Regions from separate parts of the Homo sapiens genome. Here region 2 is linked to region 1. Evidence: chromatin loops called from intact Hi-C (ENCODE). Cell type or tissue: thyroid gland. All regions are shown on one strand. Each heading gives the region's core, and the rest is flanking DNA. Links, peaks and the distances in the headings are about the cores only.

What was found. A loop is a pair of places that touch in the nucleus more often than their neighbours do. Peaks named below come from ENCODE experiments on the same cell type or tissue, not always from the same donor. Only the 100,000 strongest peaks of a DNase experiment are listed, where the experiment ranks them.
Region 2: it touches region 1 in a loop (7-fold over the local background); 77 of 110 quality-filtered maps call a loop at or near these places.

Annotation. Positions count from the first base shown.
Region 1 is chr21:36,202,807-36,208,177 of GRCh38, reverse strand. The region is part of intron 4 of DOP1B (DOP1 leucine zipper like protein B); the gene reads right to left. Among named protein-coding and RNA genes, the nearest start is that of DOP1B, 49 kb to the right of the region's middle. In thyroid gland, for the core only: no CTCF peak of the experiment used is centred there; DNase peaks (open chromatin) are centred at 185, 2,987 and 4,507; H3K27ac peaks cover 2,154 bases.
Region 2 is chr21:36,144,096-36,149,466 of GRCh38, reverse strand. It overlaps CBR3 (carbonyl reductase 3), which reads right to left. Exons shown (of 3, transcript NM_001236.4): 3 at 2,905-3,391. The coding sequence ends at 2,955. CBR3-AS1 (CBR3 antisense RNA 1) reads left to right here. Exons shown (of 3, transcript NR_038893.1): 2 at 3,112-3,211. Among named protein-coding and RNA genes, the nearest start is that of CBR3-AS1, 9.5 kb to the left of the region's middle. In thyroid gland, for the core only: no CTCF peak of the experiment used is centred there; no DNase peak of the experiment used is centred there.

The DNA of each region.
Region 1 (5,371 bases), core at 152-5,151:
ACGACCCTGCAAATTCCATCAGCCTGGAGTGGTGTTTCCTTTCAGTCTGCCCACAGCACCTGCATGTGCTGACTCCCGCTCCCAGGGGCTCTTGTGCTGAGGCCGGGCATTTGTTCGCCTCTTATCTTTATCTAGGTCTCCCGTGATACAAAGTCAGCACCTTCTCATGCATCCTTTTAAGAGAAGCAGCGTCACCAGTGGATCAGGGCTCGTTTTTCCCCTGACGCTGACCAAGGCCAGGCCCATGTCTGTTCGGTGGTGTCCCTGCAGCTGACTGCGGCCCTTTCCCTGTCCTCAGTGCACACAATCTGCAGGCTGGGTGACAGCATCTACCAGTAAAACAGCAGAGGCACATTCCCCCTAAGGGATATCACCCCACGAAGGATCTGACTCATTACCTGAAAGGATTCAGTTTCTCACATGCTTCCTATCTGCAAAGACCACAAAAAACAATCAGAAAAACCAACCCGGTGGAATGTGTTGGTTCACAGAGCTTGCCAGAGTTGGCCCTCCCGTGTCCAGATCCTGGTTGTGATGCCTCCTAGATGCAGGACCTAGGACCAGTTTAACATCTGTGCACGCCCGTGCTCAGCTAAAAGACAGGGGAAGGAGCCTCGACCTCGTGGAGATGTTGTGAGAATGAAGTGAGAGTCCCCTCAAAAAAAAAAAAAAAAAAAACAAAAAAAACTGTTTGGCTGGGCGTGGTGGCTCATGCCTGTAATCCCAGCACTCGGGGAGGCTGAGGCGGGTGGATCACCTGAGGTCAGGAGTTTGAGACCAGCCTGGACAACATGGTGAAACCCCATCTCTATTAAAAATGCAAAAATTAGCCAGGCATGATGGCAGGTGCCTATAATCCCAGCTACTGGGGAGGCTGAGGCAGGAGAATTGCTTGAAGCCGGGAGGCGGAGTTTGCAGTGAGCCGAGAGGCCGTCACTGCACTCCAGCCTGGGCAACAGAGTGAGACTCTGTCTCAAAAAAAAAAAAGAAAAGAAAAAAAGAAAAAAAAAAAACTCAACCCAGAAGAACAGACCTAATGCTTGGGCCATGCCGCCTGCAATTACTACTAGGTCCACTCTGTTTGCTGTCACAGCCCCAGTGCCTATTTGAGCAAGTGACTCCAGGTTGGCACTCGAAAAACCCCTCGGTTAATTTTTTTGTATTTCCTTCAAAAATATCTACCATCGCGTTATATTAAAAGTACATTTTGTTCTCCTTAAAATTAGTCTGAACTTCCTGTAAAATATTGCAGGAAATAATGCATGGTACCGTCTTCTTAGAAAAAATAAAAATGAAGAGACATAAGTAATGGCTAAGTGTATAGAAGAAGTAGGCAGGGCGATTTAATGGCTGAGGTTATTGATTGGTCTTCTATTAAAGGCTGAGTAAACAAATAGAGCTTGTCTTTGCCTAGCTCTGAAATCATCACAAACACTATAATGCACACATCGTGGTGTCACAGTCCCCCTTTAATTAGAACTGCATATTCCCAAAGTATGTTCCATGGAACACTGGCCACTAGAGATGTTCCACAGAAGAGGGGTTCCACCCTCAAAAAGTATGGGAAACGCTGCCTATGTTGTCTCTTCAATATTCTGAAAACTGGCTACTAGCTTTCTATTAAAGAAATAATTTTTTTTTTTTTTTTGAGGCAGGGTGTTACTCTGTCACCCAGGCTGGAGTGCAGTGGCATGAACACAGCTCACTGCAGCCCTGACCTCCTGGGCTCAATCAATTTTCCTGCCTCAGCCTCTGAGTAGCTGGGACTACACACCCATGCTGCCACACTGGGCTAATTTTTGCATTTTATATGTAGACAGAGTTTCACCATGTTGCCCAGGCTGGTCTTGAACTTTTGGCTTCAAGTGGTCCACCCTGCATGGCCTCTCAGTGCTGGGACTACAGGTGTGAGCCACTGTGCCCAGCCAGCTTTGTTTTTTAAGTCTCATTTTATTCTAAAAAAAATGGATGCATACTAACAATTTAAATGACATCATAGTAGAAACAACAGCAACTATGACAAACCTTTGGTATGAGAGAGCAAAATAAACGGGGTTAAAAACGAAATAACTTCCTACTCAACAAGAGTTACTATGATCATCTCGGTTGTTAAATTCCAATATTAGTGTGCAGTTTACAGTCCAGAACTCTAAACTTTTTTTTTTTTGAGACGGAGTTTCACTCTTGTTGCCCAGGCTGGAGTGCAATGGCACGATCTTGGCTCACTGCAACCTCTGCCTCCCAGGTTCAAGTGATTCTCCTGGCTCAGCCTCCTGAGTATCTGGGATTACAGGCAGCCGCCACCATGCCTGGCTAATTTTTGTATTTTTTTTTTGGTAGATACGGGGTTTCACCATGTTGGCCAAGCTGGTCTTGAACACCTGAGCTCAGGTAACCCCCCGCCTCGGCCTCCCAAAGTGCTGGAATTACAGGCATGAGCCACCATGCCCCACTGGGAACCCTAAACTTTTAATTCAAAACCAACAAACGGGCCAGGCACAGTGGCTGACACCTGTAATCCCAGCACTTTGGGAGGCCAAGGCAGGTGGATCATTTGAGCCCAGGAGTTCAAGATCAGCCTGGCCAACATGGTAAAACCCCGTCTCTACTAAAAATACAAAATTAGCTGGGCATGGTGGTTCGCACCTGTAATCCCAGCTTCTCGTGAGGCTGAGGCAGGAGAATTGCTTGAACCCAGGAGGTGGAGGCTGCAGGGTGCCAAGATTGCACCGCTGCACTCCAGCCTGGGCAACAGAGTGAGACTCCATCTCAAAAAACAAAACAAAAACAAACAAAAAACCAACAAACATTAAAAAAAAAAACCCAACTTCCAAACCCCAAGTATTTCCATCCTTCCTAACTCATCCCAGCTTATGCTCTCTCATGCCTCCTGCAAACGCAGCTCCTTCAAATGACACTGGCATGCTCCACTCCACAACTGAGAGCAGGTGAGTGGCATGGGCCGGGCACCGCAAATCCCAAGCACTCCACAACTTTGGTTCTGCAGCTGCTTGCCAAAAGGACAACCATGGAAAGCCAAGCTGTCACAAGACAGCACCGCTTTGGTACAATCATCTGAAACTGAAGAGGCAGGGCAGTGACAACAGCACCCTGTACTGTAAACTGCAGGTCAGAAACAGCGCTAAAGAGGGGGCAAAAAAAAAGCCTCGAACCAGCACAGATCATGATCACAGTGCCTGAAACCAACCAAAAGAAATGTTGGTGCTGGGTGCAGTGGCTCACGCCTGTAATCCCAGCACTTTGGGAGGCTGAGGCAGGTGGATCACTTGAGGCCAGGAGTTCAAGACCAGCCTGGCCAACATGGTGAAACTCCGTCTCTACTAAAAATACAAAAATTAGCCAGGTGTCATGGTGCATGCCTGTAGTCCCAGCTACTCGGGAGGCTGAGGGAGGAGAATCGCTTGTACCCGGGAGGTGGAGGTTGCAGTGAGCCAAGATTGCGCCACTGCACTCCAGCCTGGGCGACAGAGCGAGACTGTCTCAAAAAAAAAAAAAAAATAGAAATGTCAGCCAAAAGGGGTGGCTCATGCCTGTAATCTCAGTGCTTTGGAAGGCTGAGGCCGGAGGATCGTTTTATCCTTGGAGGTTGAGACTGCAGTGAGCTATAATCCTGCCACTGTACTCCAGCCTGGGTACACAGCAAGACCCTGGAATTCAATGTGATCATGTGGGTCATGCACGTCGCAAGTGCTCAGTAAAGGGTCCATTTGTTTCCTCCACGATAGGGGCCCTAAGAGGGTACGTCTTCCCCTCTTCATATGGTGACGCTGTGGGTAACTCTTTAATGGGACAGGACATCATGGAAACTCTGTACTATGGCCTCCCTTATTAATGAGCTCCAAAAGAAAAGAAATGTCAATAAATATTTTTCAACTCTTTAAGCCAGGGTTTCTGAACGTCCACCCCACTGACATCTGGGACCAGGTAAGTCTTTGTTGTCGGGGCACCTGTGTGCATTGTAAAATGTTCAGCAGCTCCTGGACTCTACCCACTAAATATCAGTAGCACCCTCCCCACCCCCAGTTGTGACAGCCAAAACTGTCTCCAGATATTGTCAAATGTACCCTGAGAGGCAAAATTACTACTACATTGAAAATTACTGATTTAAATGGAAATATCTGGTGAGCTAGTTGTTGCCTTCTTACAAACCATTTAAAACATTCACCTCTCCTCATCTCCTGAGAAGAAGAGTTTAGTGCTTTCCCTGTTCTAATCTTGTTTTCTTAGTACAGCAAAACACAGCTATGTAGCTATTTCATGGGCACTTAAAAAAAAAAAAAAAGGATTTCTGACCAGTCATAGGTTATCTGCAGACCCCAAAGGGTTAGAAAGCCAGGGTGGATAATAAGTTCTAACAGGGGCCAAAAGTTTCATTCCTTATGGTTCACTAAAAAGCACACACCAGGGACAGCCTCCACCTACATGAAACCTGTGAGTCATCCCAGCCTTCACCAGCTCAACCTAACTCACCACTTTGCAATTTCTACCCACGTGCTCATCATGACCCCCCCCACTGCACCCTCCCTTTCTGCTCTCTGCACATTTGTTGGGGTGTTTCACTCAATTCCCAAGCACTTTTTTTCTTTTTTGAGATGGAGTCTTGCTCTGTTGCCCAGGCTAGAGTGCAGTGGTGCGATCTTGGCTCACTGCAACCTCCACCTCCGAGGTTCAAGTGATTCTTCTGCCTCAGTCTTCCAAATAGCTGGGATTACAGGTGCCTGTCACCACACCTGGCTACCCAAGCACTTCTGGGAACAGTTACCAAACCGTCTCAGACTGAAATGGATATAGCAACCAAAAAATCTTGTACAGTCACTTCAATTACTGTGGCTGCAACACACTGGCTCAGAGATTATTGTATAACCTTTCACCTGCATCCACCTTGGAGAGCTGATAACTAATCACTTCTGGGTGCCACACTGCATTTGGTTTTCTGTCACAGCTAAATAGATTCGGTGATTCATGAAGCTTTACTTGGCTCTTGGTTCAATGTCAAGAAATCACAATATTCAGAAAAAAAATCAATGTTAAGCAACTTTAGCAACTGTTCAAATGAACCTTTATTTATCAACTAAGAAAACAAAAACACTCCAACTATTTACACTTCTAGTGTGATTCACACAGATTTAAAAGATCACAGTAAGCTTTAGGGAACTAATGTGTTCATCTGTCCAATGATGGAAAAATCATGTAGGATGTATACTCACATATCTGTCATCAGAACACAAACACAGCAGAACTTCTAGAAAGGGCCTGGGATTAGGAGTCCATTGGCATGGAGTCTGGCAATGTCCTCCAGCTGCCTCCTATGTGACCTGGACCACTCGTTAACTCAACACACACTTACCGA
Region 2 (5,371 bases), core at 92-5,091, 59 kb after region 1:
CAACATTTCTAATTTCACACAGTGAGCAGCCTATCATAAACTTGGTAACCTTGGCAAATTTGTAGTTATTTCCCTTTGGTTTTTTTCCATCTTTCAATGGATTCGTTTTCTTTTTAAGTAGAGACAGGGTCTGGCTGTGTCACCCAGAATGCTGCAGTGCAGTGGCACGACCATAGCTCACTGCAGCCTTGAACTCCTGGGTTCAACTGATCCTTCCACCTTAGCCTACCAAGTAGCTAGGACTACAGGTGTGTGCCACCATGTCTGGCTAAGTTTTGTTTGATTTGTTTGCAGACATGGAGGCCTGCTGTGTTGCCCAGGCTGGTTTCAAACACCTGACCTCAGGTGATCCTCCTGCCTCAGCCTCCCAAAGTGCTGGGATCAGAGACTTGAGCCACTGTGGCCAGCCGGAATGTAAATTCCACTGAATTTTTTTGTGTGATTAGCCTTCTTGCCGAAGCCTTGACACTCTTGCAAGCCTTTGCGAGTACATTTCTTCTATTTCAGAAGACTCCTTGCTCTCCAAGACTTTTTTCTACAAGGTGTAACCAGAAGCCAGGAGGCCTGTTGCAAAACCAATCCCATTTGAAAGCAGAGAATGTGAACTCACCTATTGTCATAATGATTATAAAAGAGGCTTTGGCTCACTCCTGTAATCCCAGCACTTTGCAAGGCCAAGGCAGGCAGATCACCTGAGGTCAGGAGTTCAAGACCAGCCTGGCCTACATGGCGAAACCCCATCTCCACTAAAAATACAAAAATTAGCCAGGCATGGTGGTGCACGCCTGTAATCCCAGCCACTCTACTCAGGAGGCTGAGGCAGGAGAATTGCTTGAACCTGGGAGGTGGAGGCTGCAGTGAGCCAAGACGGCACCACTGCACTCCAGCCAGGCGACCGAGCAAGACTCTGTCTGAAAAAAAAAAAAAAATTATGAAAGAGGGTGGGTGCGGTGGCTCATGTCTGGAATCCCAGCGTTTTGAGAGGCAAAGGAGCGAGGATCACTTTAGTTCAGGAGTGCTAGACCAACCTGGGAAACATAGTGAGACCCTGTCTCTACCAAAAATTAAATTATTTGGGCATGATGGCACATGCCTGTAGTCCCAGCTACTTAGGAGGCTGAGGTGGGAGGATCACTTGAGGTTTTAGTCATGGAAGTCTCTTGCCCTGGAGGTCGAGGCTGCAGTAACCCATGATCGTGCCACTGCACTCTAGCCTGGGCAACAAAGCAAGACACTGTCTCAAATTAAAAAAAAAAAAAAAGGCTTAGGGAGTTACTGAAGAATCACCCTGGGCTGTAGTTCACAGGGAGTGTGCATAGGTTAAGGAGAAGACATCTGCATGAGTTTCAGTAAAGAGATACAGTTGCGGTGGCTGGGCAACCTCGTAAACATTCTGGGAAGGAATGCAGAATGCAAAACCCAGCTGAAAAATCTAGAAGAAATCATGTCCCAGTTAAAGAAGATATTCCTCCTGAGTCCTTCAAGCTCTGCTACTTTGTAAGTATAAGAACCAGCCGGGTGTGGTGGCTCATGCTTGTAATCCCAGCACTTTGTGAGGCTGGGGTGGGCGGATCACTTGAGGCCAGGAGTTTGAGACCAGCCTGGCCAACATGGTGAAACCCCATCTCTACTAAAAATACAAAATATTAGCTGGGCATGGTGGTGGGCGCCTGTAGTCCCAGCTATTTGGGAGGCTGAGGCAGAAGAATTGCTTGAACCCAGGAGGCAGAGGTTGCAGTGAGCTGAGATTGTGCCACTGCACTCTAGCCTGGGCGACAGAGTGAGATTCTGTCTCAAGCAAAAAAAAAGTAAAACAACCAATAAAAATATACTCAAAACAGAATGAGATGCAAAGAAAGCTTGCAGAGCTAAGGAAATAGAGGATAAAGCATCACCCTTACAGAATCAAAAAACTGGAAACAGCAAGGAACAGCTAGAAAATGGCTCCATAGTTCTGAAACCACTTGCTACACCAGTGGTTCTAAGTGCAGTCCCAGCACCAGCAGTGTCAGCACCACCTGAGAACTTGTTAGAAATGAAGTGAATTGGTGTGGGGAGTGGAACCGGCAATCTGGCTTAATCAGCCCTCCAGGTGGTCCCGATGCCCACTAAAATTTGAGACTATGTTCTTCTCCCTCTCAGGCTGAAGAGTTGGGCATAGCAATGTTGTTCAGCTCCAGATTCCAGAACTAGACACGTTTCTCCCAGGGAGATTCTTATGAACATTCCTTTTCAAGAACAGAAAGAGGCCAGGCGTGGTGGCTCATGCCTGTAATCCCAGCACTTTGGGAGGCTGAGGCGGGTGGATCACCTGAGGTCAGGAGTTCGAGACCAGCCTGACCAACATAGAGAAACCCCATCTCTACTAAAAATACAAAATTAGCCAGGTGTGGTGGCACATGCCTGTAATCCCAGCTGCTCAGGAGGCTGAGGCAGGAGAATCATTCAAACCTGGGAGGCGGAGGTTGCGGTGAGCCAAGATCATGCCATTGCACTCCAGCCTGGGCAACAAGAGCGAAACTCCATCTCAAAAAAAAAAAAAAGAGAGAGAGAGAGAGAAAAGAAAGAGAAAAAAAGGCCGGGTGCAGTGGCTCATGCCTGAAATCCCAGAACTTTGGGAGGCCAAGTTGGGCAGATCACCTGAGGTCAGGAGTTCGAGACCAGCCTGGCCAACATGGTGAAATACCGTCTCTACTAAAATTACAAAAATTAGCCAGGCATGATGGCAGATGCCTGGTAATCCCAGCTACTCAGGAGGCTGAGGCAGGAGAACAGCTTGAACCCAGGTGGCAGAGGTTGCAGTGAGCTGAGATCATGCCACTGCACTCCAGCCTGGGCAACAAGAGCGAGACTCCGTCTCAAAAAAAAAAAGAACAGAAATAATCAAACCACAGCATCAATTCATTCATTCATTCCACCAACATTTATTAAGCAGCAAGCTCCGAAGCAGACGTTTACCAGTTTTGCACAACTTTGTCATGGACCAACTGGCCTTGTGGCTCAGTGGCATCTGGAGGCAAGAGGGCCAAGTAGACAGGGGTCTCAGCCCCCTCCTCCACAGTCCTGATGCTGTCTTTCCCATCCATGTCTGTCTTCACTGGTCCTGGGCAGCACGCATTCACCAGAATCCTGTCAGCTTTCCTCTTCTCATCCAGACGCCTGGCCAGGATCCTCGATAAGACCGTGACCCCCAACTTGGACACCCCATAAGGTGAGTTGGGCCAGCCTTCCCTCTCATGCACCTCATTTTTTGTGTCCTCCACAAACTTTTTCATGAGATCCACCAGGTCTCCTTCTGTGAGTGTCTCACTGTGGAACCTTTCCTGCAGATCTTCACTGCAGTTTTCAAAAGCCCTTAAACACTGCAAACTACTGATATTCACCACTCTCCCTGAAACAGAATGATAAATATATGAAAGCATATCACAGAGGTACAACCACTGGTTGAATAATATACCAAACATATGATTGAGTCTTGGTGCAGGTTTTTTTTTTTTTTTTTTTTTGAGACAGAGTCTCGCCCTGTTGCCCAGGCTAGAGTGCACTGGTGCCATCTCGGCCCACTGCAAACTCCACCTCCCAGGTTCAAGCAATTCTCCTGCCTCAGCCTCCTGAGTAGCTGGAATTACAGGCGTGAGCCACCATATTCTGGCTAATTTTTGTATTTTTAGTAGAGACAGGGTCTCACCATGTTGGCCAGGCTGGTCTTGAACTCCTGACATCAAGTGATCTTCCTGCCTCAGCTTCCCAAAATGCTGAGATTACAGGTGTGAGCCACCGCACCTGGCCATTGTGTAGGTTTAATTGCTGATTAAAAACAAAAAAGTGGCTGGATGCTGTGGCTTATATCTGTAATCCCAGCACTTTGGGAGGCTGAGAGGAGTGGATCACTTGAACCCAGGAGTTCAAGACCAGCCTGGGCAACGTGGCAAAACTCTGTCTCTACTAACAATAGAAAAATTAGCTGGGTGTGGTGGCGTGTGCCTGTGGTCTCAGCTACTCAGGAAGCTGAGGTAAGAGGATCACCTGAATCCAGGAAGTAGAGATTGCAGTGAGCCATGATCACACCACTACACTCCACTACACTCCAGCCTGGGTGACACGAATGAGACCCTTTCTCAAAAAGTAATAATCAAATTTAAAAAAAGATTAAAAATGTGACTATAGAAGGCATAAAATCTATGCACCCATGGGATTTAATTTTTTTGGCCCTATTCTCCCAAGGGGAAGAACACACCTCCATCAGTGACAGGGGGGGCTCCCTTTCTCAGGGATTCGCTGAGAGATGGGTGAGGTAGTAAATTTGTAGATTCCCCAGGCAGTTTTATTTTTACTTTTACTTAAATTTATTTATTTATTTTTTAAGACGCAGTCTTGCTCTATCACGCAGGCTGGAGTGCAGTGGCACAATCTTGGCTCACTGCAACCTCCGACTTCCGGGTTCAAGCAATTCTCCTGCCTCAGCCTCCCAAGTAGCTGGGACTACAGGTGCCCACCACCACGCCCAGCTAATTTTTGTAATTTTAGTAGAGATGGGGTTTTGCCATGTTGGCCAGGCTGGTATTGAACTCCTGACCTGAAGTGATCTGCCCACCTCGGCCTCCCAAAGTGCTGGAATTACAGGCGTGAGCCACTACACCTGGCCTAAAATTTTTTTATTTTGTTTTGTGAGACAGAGTCTTGTTTTGTTGCCTAGGCTGCAGTGCAGTGGCACAATCTCGGCTCACTGCAACCTCCGCCTCCCAGGATCAAGTGATTCTACTGCTTCAGCCTCCCAAAGTGCTGGAATTACAGGCGTGAGCCACTACACCTGGCCTAAAATTTTTTTATTTTGTTTTGTGAGACAGAGTCTTGTTTTGTTGCCTAGGCTGCAGTGCAGTGGCACAATCTCGGCTCACTGCAACCTCCGCCTCCCAGGATCAAGTGATTCTACTGCTTCAGCCTCCCAAAGTGCTGGAATTACAGGCGTGAGCCACTACACCCGGCCTAAAAATTTTTTATTTTGTTTTGTGAGACAGTCTTGTTTTGTTGCCTAGGCTGCAGTGCAGTGGCACAATCTCGGCTCACTGCAACCTCCGCCTCCCAGGATCAAGTGATTCTACTGCTTCAGCCTCCCAAGTAGCTGGGATGAAGGTGTGTGCCACCATGCCCAGCTAATTTTTGTATTTTTTTAGTAGAGATGAGGTTTCACCATGTTGGCCATACTGGGCTTGAACTCCTGACCTCAAGAGATCCGCCCGCTTTGGCCTCCCAAAGTGCTAGGATTACAGGTGTGAGCCACCGTGTGCCCAGCCCGCTGGCAGTTTTATAAAACTGCTCCTCCCCAGCATACACACTCCAAGTACTTATAAACCTGCTTTCTGAGGGACAG